Linked DNA regions of Homo sapiens: region 1 is linked to region 2. The links are chromatin contacts, found by Hi-C or POLR2A ChIA-PET in ENCODE. All regions are on one chromosome and are shown on one strand. Each heading gives the region's core, a stretch centred on a gene start or an enhancer-like site at or near the end of the contact. The rest is flanking DNA. Distances are from core to core; before and after follow the strand shown.

Evidence for each region. Hi-C counts contacts between places; a loop is a spot of excess contacts on that map. ChIA-PET counts read pairs that join two places held with the same protein, here RNA polymerase II (POLR2A). Pooled maps may share reads with other maps.
Region 1: a map of Caco-2 shows a loop between it and region 2 (13-fold over the local background). The contact joins two enhancer-like sites. A Hi-C loop is called at or near these places in 3 of 168 maps with a recorded cell type or tissue (Caco-2, endothelial cell of umbilical vein and transverse colon) and 10 of 50 pooled maps. POLR2A ChIA-PET finds 5 or more read pairs at or near these places in 2 of 52 experiments (OCI-LY7 and activated CD8-positive, alpha-beta memory T cell).

The regions. Positions count from the first base shown.
Region 1 is chr18:13,626,947-13,633,429 of GRCh38, reverse strand. All of the region lies in intron 5 of LDLRAD4 (low density lipoprotein receptor class A domain containing 4), which reads right to left. Among named protein-coding and RNA genes, the nearest start is that of MIR4526, 19 kb to the right of the region's middle. Within about 2 kb of position 3,114, at least 5 of the 41 ENCODE cell types and tissues checked have a DNase peak (open chromatin) inside an H3K27ac peak, as active enhancers do.
Region 2 is chr18:13,527,203-13,534,144 of GRCh38, reverse strand. All of the region lies in intron 4 of LDLRAD4 (low density lipoprotein receptor class A domain containing 4), which reads right to left. Among named protein-coding and RNA genes, the nearest start is that of LDLRAD4-AS3, 60 kb to the right of the region's middle. Within about 2 kb of position 3,089, at least 7 of the 41 ENCODE cell types and tissues checked have a DNase peak (open chromatin) inside an H3K27ac peak, as active enhancers do.

The DNA.
Region 1 (6,483 bases), core at 1,865-4,364, 99 kb before region 2:
CAGCAGGAGGCAGACAGGCTCCTGGGCAAAAAGGGGCAGGTCCCTGCTGAAGCCCCACCTTCAAGCCAGGAATGGCCTAAAGCATGGGGGCCAAGCTGTCAGTTCTGAGTGGAGTCCACAGACCAGAGTAAGAACTTAGGATGCTTTTTCTGGGCCTGCCTGTGGCCGTCCATGGACCAATCAGCATGCACTTCCTCCCTTTTGAGCTCATTAAAAATCCTGGATTCAGTTTGACTTGAACAGACATCGGATCAACCTGCCTGTGGATAGGAGCTACTCACTGCAGGTCTCCTCTCCACTGACGGCTAGACACTTATTGGCATGACCTGCCTGAGGAAAGGAGCTACCCATTGACAGACAGACATTGGGATGACCTGTCTGGGGAAAGGAGCTACCCTCTATGGGTCTCCTCTCTGCTCTGAGCTGGACAGACGTCAGGATGACCTGCCTACAGAAAGGAGCTACCCATTGACAGACAGACATTGGGATGACCTGTCTGGGGAAAGGAGCTACCCACTGTGGGTCTCCTCTCTGATCTGAGCTGGACAGACAGACATCAGGATGACCTGCCTACAGAAAGGAGCTATCCAGTCTGGGTCTCCTGAGAGCTGTTCTGTTGCTCAATGAAGCTTCTCTCCAACTTCTCACCCACCAGTTGTCCATGTACCTCATTCTTCTTGGATGTGGGACAAGAACTTGTGACTGGCCGAATGGTGGGACTAAAAGAGCTGTAACATAAACAGGGCTGAAACATGCCCCTCCACTCACCACACTGTGGGGGACAAGAAGGAAAGAAGAGCTGTGACCCTTAGGGCAGCCCAGACCTAGGGTTCTCCTGGCCAGGGCTGTGACACCATCTTTGGGACTCTGCAGTTCCTGGTGTCTCCAAGCTTCCGGGTACCATCACATTCCCCTCATCCAGACGCAAGTGCCTGCAGTGGATGCTGCATGCAGTGTATCTGGTCCAGCTGCAGCCTTGCACAGAGCAAGCACCTGTGCCAGTACCTGGAGCTGCCTGCCCTGCTGCAGCAACCAGCGCACCTGGCTGTGCACAGTGGCTGGACCTTGCACTCACTTGCTCACACACCCCTCACCATTCTGTGCCTGGCTTGCCCTTGGCAGGTGTGGGATCTGGGCCAGTAACGTGAGCTGAGCGCAGCCTGCCAGGGGAAGTGGGCAGGATGAGCCCAGTGGGCATGAGCAATACTCAGGCAGAAGGCACCACCAGCCACAAAGGTTTCTGACTGGCGAAGTGACACCCTAAGGATCCTGTGACAATACTATTTCTGCATCAACTGAGATGATTGTGGGACAAGAACTTGGGACCTGCTGAATGAAGTTTGGGACCCCCAACTTCATTCTGTTAATGTAGTGTATGACACTGACTGAATTTCATGTATGGAACCATCCTTGCCTTCTGGGAATAAATCCCCCACTTGTTGATGATGTATAATCCTTTTACTTTTTTAAATTTAATTTTTATTTAGTATTATTATTATTTTTGAGACAGAGTCTCGCTCTGTCTTCCAGGCTGGAGTACAGTGGCACGATCTCAGGTCACTGCAACCTCCGCCTCCCGGGGTCAAGTGATTCTCCTGCCTCAGCCTCCCGAGTAGTTGGGATTGCAGGTGCGTGCCCCCATGCCTGGTTAATTTTCGTATTTTTAGTAGTGACAGGTTTCACCATGTTGGCCAGGCTGGTCTCGAACTCCTGACCTCAAGTAATCTGCCTCCCTTAGCCTCCCAAAGTGCTGGGATTACAGGTGTGAGTCACTGTGCGCAGCCAGTATAACCCTTTTAATATACTGCTGAATTTAGTTTGCTAGTATTTTGTTGAGGACTTTTGCATCAATATTTATAAGAAATATTAGTCTATGGTTATCTTTTTCTGCTGTGTCTTTGTCTGGCTTTGGTATCAGGAATGCTGGCCTCATCTCATAATGAGTTAGGAAGTGTTCCCACCTCTTGAAATTTCTAGAAGTTTAAGAAGGATTGATGTCAATTCTTTAAATGTTTGGTAGAATTCACCACTGAAGCCATGTGGTCCAGGTTGGAGATTTTAGACCATTGGTTCAATCTCCTTACTAGCTATAGATCTATTAAGATTTTCTATTTCTTCATGATTCAGTCTTGGTAGGCTGTTTCTAATATCTTTTCATTTCATCTAGGTTATCCAATTGGTTTGCATACAATTGTTCGTAGCACTATTTTATAATCCTTTTCATTTCTGTATTTATTGGATCATTTTTCTTCCAACCAGTACATCTCATATTATTAAAGGACAGTCGTCTGCAGCCATGACTTACTGAGGGTTCCCTTGTGCTGCACCATGGGCTGTCGCCTGCTGCCATGCGTCCACGTGTGCAAGGCCACACCACGCCCGAACCCTGCTGGGCTTATGCTCTCAGCTACACTCTCCTTTCCACACACACACAGAGGACCCCAGGAATGATCAGATGTGGGGACTGGAAACAACCAGGGAGAGCACTGAACACAGTGTTTTCCACCATGTGCTTTGCAGCCTCTTAGAGAGCTGGAAAATCCATTTAAGTGGGTCACAGCCAGCATTCCAAAAACTGAAACAGAACAGAAATGATCTGAGCACACTGTAAGTATTGTTTTGTAAAACCTCTGCCTTAATTGCATTATAGGAGGCTTTTGTGTTGTGATATAAAATGTATTTCTTACTGTTCTTCATGGCAAGATACAGATTGAAGGCCTCCGAATGAAGCCAGTTATCCCTCATTTTAGATGGGGGGAAACTGAGGACAGAGGGCATATTCCTCTCTAGGCACCTCGGTCAGTCTGCGGTAAAGCAAGACTACTGCTGGGTATTCTGATTCTACCCAAGGGCTAACCTCCCAGTGAATGAATGTATTTTATGGCCTCAAATAGTTGGAAATCTATTTTTCCCCTGTTCCACAGTGAGAATTTCAAAGAAGAGGTGAAATTGATCTTTGGATATTCAGCAACACCTTTGCCTTCTGATAAAATCAATTTTCCCTGTTTTCTCCCTTTTTTCATGCAGCCTCTCCACCATCCTGATATTTTATCACTACCGTCCTTTCCACTCTAGATGGCAGTCACAGCCTGGATGTGAGGCCAGTACCCCTGGCTGTCAGAGACTGCACCTCCCCCTTTCTTCCTCCTGGGGAATCCATCATCAGACTTCTCAGATTCAAGATCCCCCAACTCTGCTCAATCTAGGGCACGTCCCTTAAGAGAAAAGACAAATCATCTAGGAAGGTCTGCTGGAAGAAAAGGAAGGGAATCCTTTCTATTTCTGGGACAATGCAATGGGCTAGCGGGGAAAAGCAATATGAGGTGCCTCTCCCAGCTTGGTGCTGGGGTTAGTGAGCAATCGGACTTCAAGAGGAATCAGCCTGGGAATGAGAAAGTTCCAGGCAGCAGGAAAATGTGGAACCACACAAGATCCAGGCAGGCATCATCCTGATTTCAGCACCAGTTGCCTCGTCTCACATGTGAGAAGAAGTCAGAGCTCAGAGGGGATTTTCTGTGACCTTCACCCAAGGTCACAGAGCTGCTGGGGCTTTGCCAAGAGCCAGACCCCAGCCTGGTGAGCCTCCCCAACAGGGGCCACCCAGAGTTATGATCATTAAGATAATTTTTAATCTTCTTCTCTTTTTTTTTTTCAGAACAAACCACACCAACTTTCAAGGACTAAGCAAAAAATAAACCAACAGATTTTACTATTAGATTATTAATGCTAATACCTTATATATTTAAAAGATTACTATAAATTTGTTGATAAAAATGTTCATACATTTTATTTAAAATTATTATTTTAGCCACCATAGAAACCATGTTCAAATGAATTACTCTGGGAGTCTATAGATGCCCAGAACATTACTGCCTTTAGCATCAGTTTACATGATCAGAGGATGTTTTGTAATTGCAAAGGTAATACATGAATACATTCTTACCATAAAAGTTTTACTGCACAGATCAGTGTTCCTTTGTCCTTACTTCCTTCCCAGGCACAGCTGTCAGTTTGCTGTGGGTCCTTCCTGACCTTTCTCTACAGATCAGTTTGTAACTCGGACGTCAGTCTCACTAATTGAGTCGTGCTTGCCTTTGCACCAAAATTGTATCATTTGGTTTGATCACCCATATAATGAACAAGACTTAACTCTAAATGGATTTTGGCTGGTACCAAAAATCAAATCTATCCCCAAGAGCAAAACTATTTGCTCTTTGCAAAGGAAGATTTGCCATTGTGGAGAAGCTTTTAAAAAATTTCCCTTGATTAAAAAAACAAACAAACAAATAAAAACAACCCAGTCAGGTGCAGTGGCTCAGGCCTGTAATCCTAGCACTTTGGGAGGCTGAAGTGGGAAGATCGTTTGAGGCAAGGAGTTCAAGACCAGCCTGGGCAACACAGTGAGATCTTGTCTCTACAAAAAATTTAAAAATTAGCCAGGCATGGTTGCGCGTGCCTATAGTCACAGCTACGCAGGAGGCTGAGGCAGGGGGATCAGTTGAGCCTAAATGTTCGAGGCTGCAGTGAGTTATGATCATGCCACTATACTCCAGCCTGCGCAACAAAGTGAGATCTTGTCACTTAAAAATAACCCCAAAACCTGAAGGTAATTCCCAAACATTCTGAGCAGTGCCAACATCAGTAGAAGGACTATTTGAGACACTGTCACTTTAAAGATAAGCATTGACTCTTCCAAAGCTCTGCCCACTGTGGTTCAGGTGGGAATCTGCGTGCAGCTGGGGTCCAGCATCCTTATGCAGTTTCTGCCGGGCCGCTTGGCCTCCTGTTTCCCTTAATTGAAGGGAGATGTTCTCATTTTGAGGTGATGTGAAATTGTCTATCCTCTAATGCTTCAATTAGACATAGCAAAGGGCAAAACCTTTCAAATGACCACCTGGGCAGCCTGATAATTGGAAGTCCTTGCTCACTCAGACAGACATGCTGCGGCCAACCCGCCGGACCCTAAGCTCTTGGAAATGCAGTTTCCGTGAAATGCAGTAACGGAGAGCTGTCACTGGACAACCGACAAACACACACATCTGGTCTGTGGTGCAGCAGGGTCTGCCTTGCCTGCAGGGAAACGGTCCCCTGCGGTTCATCCCCACAATGATGCCAGAGGAAGCCTGTGGCTCTTTTCTTTAGTCTGGAGTGTCAGAGGCAGACCGAGTACAACTGCATCAGTAAGCCCTTTAGTCCACTCCTTCAAGCCTTACTGAAAATCATTCCTTTCCATCGTTTTCCACATGCTTTTCTAAACGTATGAGGTGGGCAGGAGTGAGAGCAGCAGGGCACAGCGAGCCAGCGCTCCAGCCGCAGTGGGAATGAACAGTGTGGCGCTGAAACCCCTGCTCCCTGTGCCCTCCGAGGGATCCCAGGACACTGCCTGTGGGTTTCTCAAACACCCCTGAGCCTGGGGCCCACCTCAGAGCCTCTATCTGCAGGGGAGGGTAGAGGGACACTGCCCAGGTAGAGAAAGGCACTCGTCACATATGGCACACCCAGAGGTCCCCTCACTGTGAGTTCTGAGCCCCAGCACAGCGGGCTCCTGGCTGTCAGACACCTGCCCAGGACCGTCTGCCCTCTGGCCACCGCTGCTCCCAAGGCCAGCAGAGAGGCTGCTGGTGCAGGGCCGAGCCTCAGAGAGCGGGGAGCCCATGGCCACCTCTGTCCCTCTGGCTATAAGCTTTAGTCACAGAGGAGGGCCTTGCCTGGGGAGATGACTGGACAGCAGTGGCCACGAGTGACCATGTCAGGCTGGGCACAGGACACGCACAGCACTGTTGACCCAGACACGTGTCTCAACTCCTAACCAGGCAGGAACAGTATTTACTTCCACAAGGACCTTCTCACCCATTTTTCTGGGAACCAGTGGCCCTCTCAGTCTATCTTGGTCTTCAGCCTTGCAATAGAAGCCTGAGTGCAGAAGAAAATTTTCTCTGAAAAACAACCCCCACGTGCAAACCCACAGATGGCAATGCTGCTGCCCGGCACTGAAGGGTCCCCAGCGAGAGACAGGTGACAGCCCGGGCAGCACAGGCCCACTCCATGGCAGCCACCTCACAGCCCCAGCCTCAGGGTGTGGCCCCATAGGCTGCTTTTTCAAGAGAAGATGGAAACTCCAATTTTCATGTGAAATCTCACAATTTTTATTTTTTATTTTTTTATTTTTGAGATGGCGTCTCCCTCTGTCGGCCAGGCTGGAGTGCAATGGCGTGATCTCAGCTCACTGCAACCTCTGCCTCCAGATTCTCTTGCTTCAGCCTCCCAAGTAGCTGGGATTACAGGCACGTGCCACCACACCTGGCTAACTTTTGTATTTTTGAGTAGAGACAAGGTTTCACCATGTTGGCTGGGCTGGTCTCAAACTCCTGACCTCAAGTGATCTGCCCACCTCGGCCTCCCAAAGTGCTGAGATTATAGGCGTGAGCCACCGCACCCAGCCCCAATTTTTAAAAGCTAGATCAACTTAGGTTCGAACACCCT
Region 2 (6,942 bases), core at 1,840-4,339:
GAAACCTAAACAAGGTGGCAAAGTACAAAACCACCAGGAGTTTTTGTGGCAGAAGTGAGAAGGATATGGCTGGTTCCAACAATTCATAGGAAGCATCAGAAGGCAGGCAGCGTGGAGTGCCAGAAGACACACCTGGAGATTATTCCTGGGGGCTTAATGGGAAGGCAAGAGCTTCACGACCCTCTCAAGTTAAAATGCAATCTTAAAACTGCATTTTACATTGATGCATTTCATGGCATCATTCTATTTCACCTTTTGTCAAGTAGGAGAGCTGGGCAAGTCTCCCCGGTCCTTTACTGTTCAGTGAAAGGCACATCAGAGTCAAGAGAGAAACTTAAAAGTCCCTTTAATTCCCAGAGCAGAACCTTATTCACCTATTGAAGTAAGCCATTAAACTCAATTCAAAAATACCCATCTCATCCCTCCTTCTAACTATATACATAATGTGATATGTTTTAAAAGGCCTAAATGTAATTCAGATACATGGACTACTGCTTCATGGTAAGATTCAGTACATAATCACTTCCAAAACATCCATGGTAATGGGCAACTGGAGTACCGTTTGTAAGTACAATTTATATTTAAATCAAATCCACATGTTTAAACCAAATTCTTGCCAGGCACACTGAAAAATGTTACGGTTAATGCAAAGAATATGAAAAAAATTGGGATCATAAGCTAAGTGTAAATGCTTAATTCTATTTTGACTTTCTTCAAAATTAAGCCCTTTCTCCTTAAAATGCTCTAGTCCAAAGATCTGCTCATTGCAATGTTATTTTCTTTATCTTCCCTTTCTGGTTCTTCAAAGTGGTCATGAGGAGTTAAAAAGTAAATGTTTGACAGTAGTTGGGGACCAGAAATACATCAAAGTGACTGGGGTTTCAAGATGAAAAATCCATTGCAGCAACAAAAACATCTCTTTGTGGAGATACACAAGTTTATTCAGACAGAAGCCCTGTGACTTGAGCCCATCACTAGATGGTTGCTGTGAGGGGCAGGGACCTTGTCTATTGGTCGCTGGCTTATCCCTTAGCCCTGACACACAGTAGGTGCTCAGAAATTTGATGTATTAGTTAATGAAAAACAATGGGTAAATTAACTGGTATCTAACCCGAAGCAAGAAAACACTGGCACACTATTTCCAGCCAAACGAGGCTCATTTCCCGAGTGTTGTTTTGCTTCTCATTCAGAAAACCCGACATTGCTACTCCAAGCTCCTGACCAAGGGCTCCTTCCACGGCCCCTGCCCAGGACAGGGCCCCTGACCCTCAGCTTGGGAGCCTGGAGGACGGAAGGCGCAGGGCCAGGCATGCCATCACACCCCAGGAACACAAAGGAGCAAAGAAGGCTTCCACCCTGGGCACCAGGACTGCAAACTATTTCACAAGCGCCACTGCTATTAAACCTGATTACACAGATGAACATGCCTCTGTCCTGCCAAGTCCGATGAAGGTGGATTCATCTCCCTGTTTATAAAACCAGACAAGATGATGAGCATCAAAAGGCTGGGGCTGAGACGAGACTGGTTACTGAGGTCATCTAGCTGCCCAGTTGTTTAATTCCTTAGACAAATGTCAATGCCCTCAATCAAAAGCTATCCCACTCCTCCGCCTCCCTCCCACTTTAGGAAAATGTGGAAGACAGGGACCCACTGTTCCAGCATTGCTCTTCTCCCAACTACGCGGTCGCTTGTATCTGGGCCTGACCTGTTTGGAAATAAACTCAGATCACCAAATCCTAGTAACTAGCACATCTACTTTATAAGCATCAGTTTAATGCCACAGGTCATCCAGGCCGAATACTACCACCGAAGTTTCAGCCGCAATCTTGAATGTATAGTCACGTATTTCTCAGAGGGAGGAATAATACATACTCCAGAAGTCGGCTGCTTCGCTGCCCCTCCCAATCGCTCTTACCCTCTGAAGGCAATTGCAGGAGCCGTCCACCGCATGCACGGCGGGGTGCATCCCTCCGGGTGACTTTAACAGCCCGGCAGCTGCCTCTGCAGCTCTGAGGCTGCATCGGCTGTCCCCAGCCCTGCTCCCATCTCTCACTGCCCATCACCCTGCATGGACCAGGGTTCCTACTCTTTATCCTCCAAAGTAACATGACCACCAGGCAGGGGACCACACTCTGCCTACATTGGGGGTGGTGGGGGGTCAGTGTGAAAATCACACTCCACACAGCACAAACAGCCACTGGCATGGGAAGCTCTGTCTCCAGAGGGCCAGGCCGCCCCCCAGCAGGGCCACCAGCCACCCTGCATCCTCAGCGCAGCCTCCTGCATATGGCCGCTCCCGCCCTCAGAGGACCCTCACCCCCTCCACTGTCTCTGAGGCCAGCACAACCCCAGAGTTCTCTAAGGAGAAAGATGCAGCGCTTTCTCTCCATCTCCATTTCCTACTAAAGGAGGCCCATCAGGGTTCCAGCCCAAAGAGCAGATCTCTGAGCACCAGGAATTGTGCCTTCCTCCTACCTCAGACCAGAGCCAGACAACCTCTCCCCATGACATTGTTATCACAAAGTGTGATTTCTTTAAAAAAAAAAAAAAAAAAAAGATGGAGTCTTGCTCTGTCACCTAAGCTAGCGTGCAGTGGTGCGGTCATATCTCACTGGAGCCTTGAACTCCTGGCCTAAAGTGATCCTCTTGCCTTGGCCTCCTGAGTAGCTGGGAGGCTACCTATTTTTTTTTTTTTTTTTAGATATGGGGTCTCACTATGTTGCCCAGGCTGGTCTCAAACTCCTGGGGTCAAGCAGTCCTCCTGCATTTGCCTCCCAAAGTGCTGAGATTATAGATGTGATTCTATAATCACACAGTGCGCACGGCCAAAGTGTGATTATTAAGCCGTAAGACTGATTCCACAAGTAGGACAGTCACACATCTGTCTCCGTACTTAACAGACTTTGTATTAAAGGAACATCAAGCATGTGACTTAATCTTGAGTTGGAACTGGTGCCACCCAGTGCCCATGTGACCTTTGTGGACCCTTGGCTGCCTCCAGGACTGGGCTGGTCCTGAGCCCAAGGCAGGCCCCAGGGTTAAGGAATAGCAACTTCTAGTTTTGTAGAGTGCAGGAACAGCCAGCAAGCGGACCAGCCTGCAGGTGGCACAGTGTGGTCAGCAGATGAAACGAAGGAGAACCACTGTGTTAAGAGGCAGCTTAACTTTACTCTAAATCCAGACTTTTGGTTTGGAAGTGTTTAGAATATAGTCCTTCCAAATGAAGTTTCGCTGCCCAGGACCACCCCCCACCCCACCCCCAGCCCACACCACCATGACCCTGGGACATCTGCGGGGGCTGCTCACCAAATGCTATGGTTCTCATGCCCCCATCCCCTTCCTCCTGGCTCGAGGGCAGGCTTCCAGGCAGCAGGAGCCACAGCTCTCACTCTGGGGGTCCACCCTGGGCCCTGGCAGGGTCCCTGCATGTCACACACGTCACCAAGCTGTAACAAAGAACCCATGTTTTATCGTGCCAGGGCACGAGAGCACTCACTCAGTGGGCAGAGAGTCCAGGGTGCCTCGCTGAGCCAGCGGACCCCACCCTGCCGCCTCTCTCTGCTGGGAGACAGATTATCCTTGGGTCAATTTGCTTTCACTGCAGATATTGCTGGAAATCATTTCATTTTGGCCAGGATGTTTTTGGACTCCTACTAGAAGGACACGCTGCCCAAGAACACGCAGCACTGCTAGAATCATGCTGCTCCCTATCTAAAGCCTCGGAATGCTCCAGAAACAGACTGATGACCCCATCATCTCCTCTAAGACTGTCCATTAACAGCTGTGGCATTCAGTGGGAGCAAAAAGGAGGAGGCCATCTTTTAGAATCCAATGTTGTTTTTCTTCTGGGGGAGGAAGACGAACATGTGTTCCTTCCTCTTCTTACTTTTAAAAGTCTGCAGCTGTACACTACATTTCCACATCACTTTATTGAGGTTTATGGTTTTTACAGCAGCAGGTCGGTGACTCCACAAATCATCCATCAAGGAGTCTGGAGACACATGGCTGGAAGCACAGGTAGGGGGCAAATTTAATTCTTTTGACTCAAATGTGAATTTTATGATCGGGCAGTGTTTTTTTTCCTTTAACTTGGCCTCTAAGGACACATATTTGAGGATGAAACTCACCCTGAAATACCACCTAGTCACCTCAAATTATCTGAGATATTTCAAAAGAGAAAGCTTCCGACTACAGAGATAAACACATCATTTTTCATGAAAGCAAACATTATCTGAGGATGACAGTGCTTCAAAACGGAACCTCTTCCACCTCGGTGGGATGGTGCCATGGAAGTCTCTAAAGCAGTAACAGCGTAACAAGAGGACACACTCTGTGGACAGCCTATGTGGATGAAACACAAGTTTAAGGACATCAGAACGCTGTCTTCTGTGCACACATTATTTAAATGTCCTGCCAACATTCAGAGAAAGGATAGGATCGCTATTGATCCAAAAGTTATATTTTCTTTTCAGTGTTTTTCACACTGGAGGGGTTAGCAGCTCAACCTTTGTTTCTTGCCATGTCCACATGACTATGAAAACCACACTTCACAAAGTCACTTGATAGATCCCATCCTAAAGGCATGTATTATTTACTTGGGTCTAGTTCTGTGAGCTCTGTGGCATTCCAGCTTCCTACAGGGCTTTCTAAAAGTCTTGCACCGCGACAGCCTGCCTTTGAGGTTGCCAAGGTCTCCATATGCATTTTTTCATTTTCTACTTGTGGATGACCTCCTTTTAACAGGCATCAGTGTTCCAGGTAGCTTACAGTCATCACCACCATTTGTATCATCAAAGGCCATCTTCGGAGAATACCTTTCCCTTTGGAATGTGGGAGGAATACATCAAAGAGAGAACCTGAATCTCCCAAGTAGCTAGTTCTGAAAGGTCACCACTATGGTACATGGGCCTTTGGCCAGTGCCGGGCAACTGGGGGCCCAGGACTGCCAAATGAGGGGGTGGCTGGGGGCAAGCTCTGGTTTGCTCAGAGCCAGAATCAGACAGTGAGCTCCTTAACCAGGTTCTCCCTACACATCTTTAATCTCTGTACTTTCTAAGCAAGGGTTTCAAGTAGATGCTGCTATTTCGACTTCCCATCATTCTGACATCAGTTGGGCCAGTGTCTCTGGCCTCCTGTGATCCAAAGCATTGGGAAGCTAGAACCACGGCCGAGGATCTAAGCTCTCGCTACCCAAAGCGTGGGCCACAGACCAACAGCAGGGGCATCACTGGGAGCTTGTGAGAGAGGCAGATGCCCAGGCCTCACTCCCAACATCAGAATCAGAATCTGCATCTTCCTGGAACCCCCTGGGAGTCATGTATCCTACAGTTGGGGGAACGCTGCTATGCAGGAGCCAGTGGGGTGTGCAATGGGAACCACGGGTGTTACTGCAGAATCTAACTCTGCAACAAGCTAGTTGTAGAAGAGCAAACTATTCTTTTTGAAAGTGGCATAAATTTGCAAACTTACGTAAATTATACTAACCTTGTTGAGAGGTTGAAAACAGATGATAATAACAGCGCTCAACTCTGGGCTGGGCGTGGTGGCTCATGCCTGTAATCTCAGCACTTTGGAAGGTGAAGGTGGGTGGATCACCCGAGGTCAGGAGTTTGAGACCAGCCCGGCTAACATGGCAAAACCCCATCTCTATTACAGATACGAAAATTAGCCAGGCGTGGTGGTGCACATCTGTAATCCCAGCTACTCAGGAGGCTGAGGCAGAAGAATTGCTTGAACCTGTGAAGCGGAGGTTGCAGTGAGCCAAGATGGCACCACTGCACTACAGCCTGGGCGACAGAGCAAGACTCCATCTCAAAATAATAATAGTAATAATGGTGCTCAATTCTGCTGTGAGGACTAACAGGGTAACGCAGGTAAGGCGTCTCCAGCTCAGTGCTGGCAGAGGAAGACTACTGGCAGATGTGGGCTAGGAGTCACTGTGTTTTCCCCCATATACTTTTAGACTCAGGTGGGGAAGAGCCCCCACTCTCAGGGATCTGCTACCAGGCTGCTGTAGGAAAGCCCAGGTAGGTTGTCCAGGGCAGCATATCAGGCAGTGAAGTGTGAGGCCAGGTGCAGAAGCCACAACTTTGGGTAGAAAGGCAGACGACAGTCACTAGGAAGCCAGGAGGGAGTGTCCCAGCCTCCTACATGGAGGGCAGGAGCCGACAGAGAAATGGAGGCAGCTGGCCCAGGACGTCAAGCCAGGCTAAAGCAGGAGGCAAGCTTTGAGAATGGGTGTCCATGGCGAGGGAAGCAGGGGGTGCTGCAGGAGTGGCAGCCCGGGGTCTCCAGCCCCAGACCTGATGGGCTGCCTCTGTGAAGGCCATGGTGGCCTCCTGGGACTCAGGCAGGTCCCCAGGTCCTTCTCATTCCTTTCACCCACCAATTTAGACCATGTAGGACTGCTTGGGCCATTCTACTTCCCCTCCTTTGCTCTCACACTCTGCCTCGTTTCTCCCTCCAGCGGAGCTCTCTCTTCTGCCTCTTCCAAGTAGCCATGCATGTGGCCGAGTCCTAACAAATTTCCTAGAGGGGCCGGTGAGCAGAACAAGGTGAGAAGCCAGAAAGCCCGCGGGTGAGGGACTGCAGGCTGGGGAGAGGCTCACATTGGGTCAGCCTGGAGCTAGGTCTTTGGCGAGGATTGAGAAGAGGTGGGAAGAACAAGGTCTTCTGGAAAAGCTGTGTGTGCAACAGGCTCCCTCGGCCCAGGCCAGCACCATAAGGGCCCGGTCTCCAGAAGGCCAGCAAACCCAAGTGTCAGCCTGGAGGCCCGCCTCCTATACAAGGCACAGTTCATGCTTCATTCAAGGACAAGGGCATATGCCAAGCGACAACCCTGTCAGCAATATTAAGACATCTTCCCATGCACGACTCTCTAAGGCTGATCTGTGACGGTTGTCATGAAGTGTCTGTAGAACTGGTATTTTCTGAGCACCATT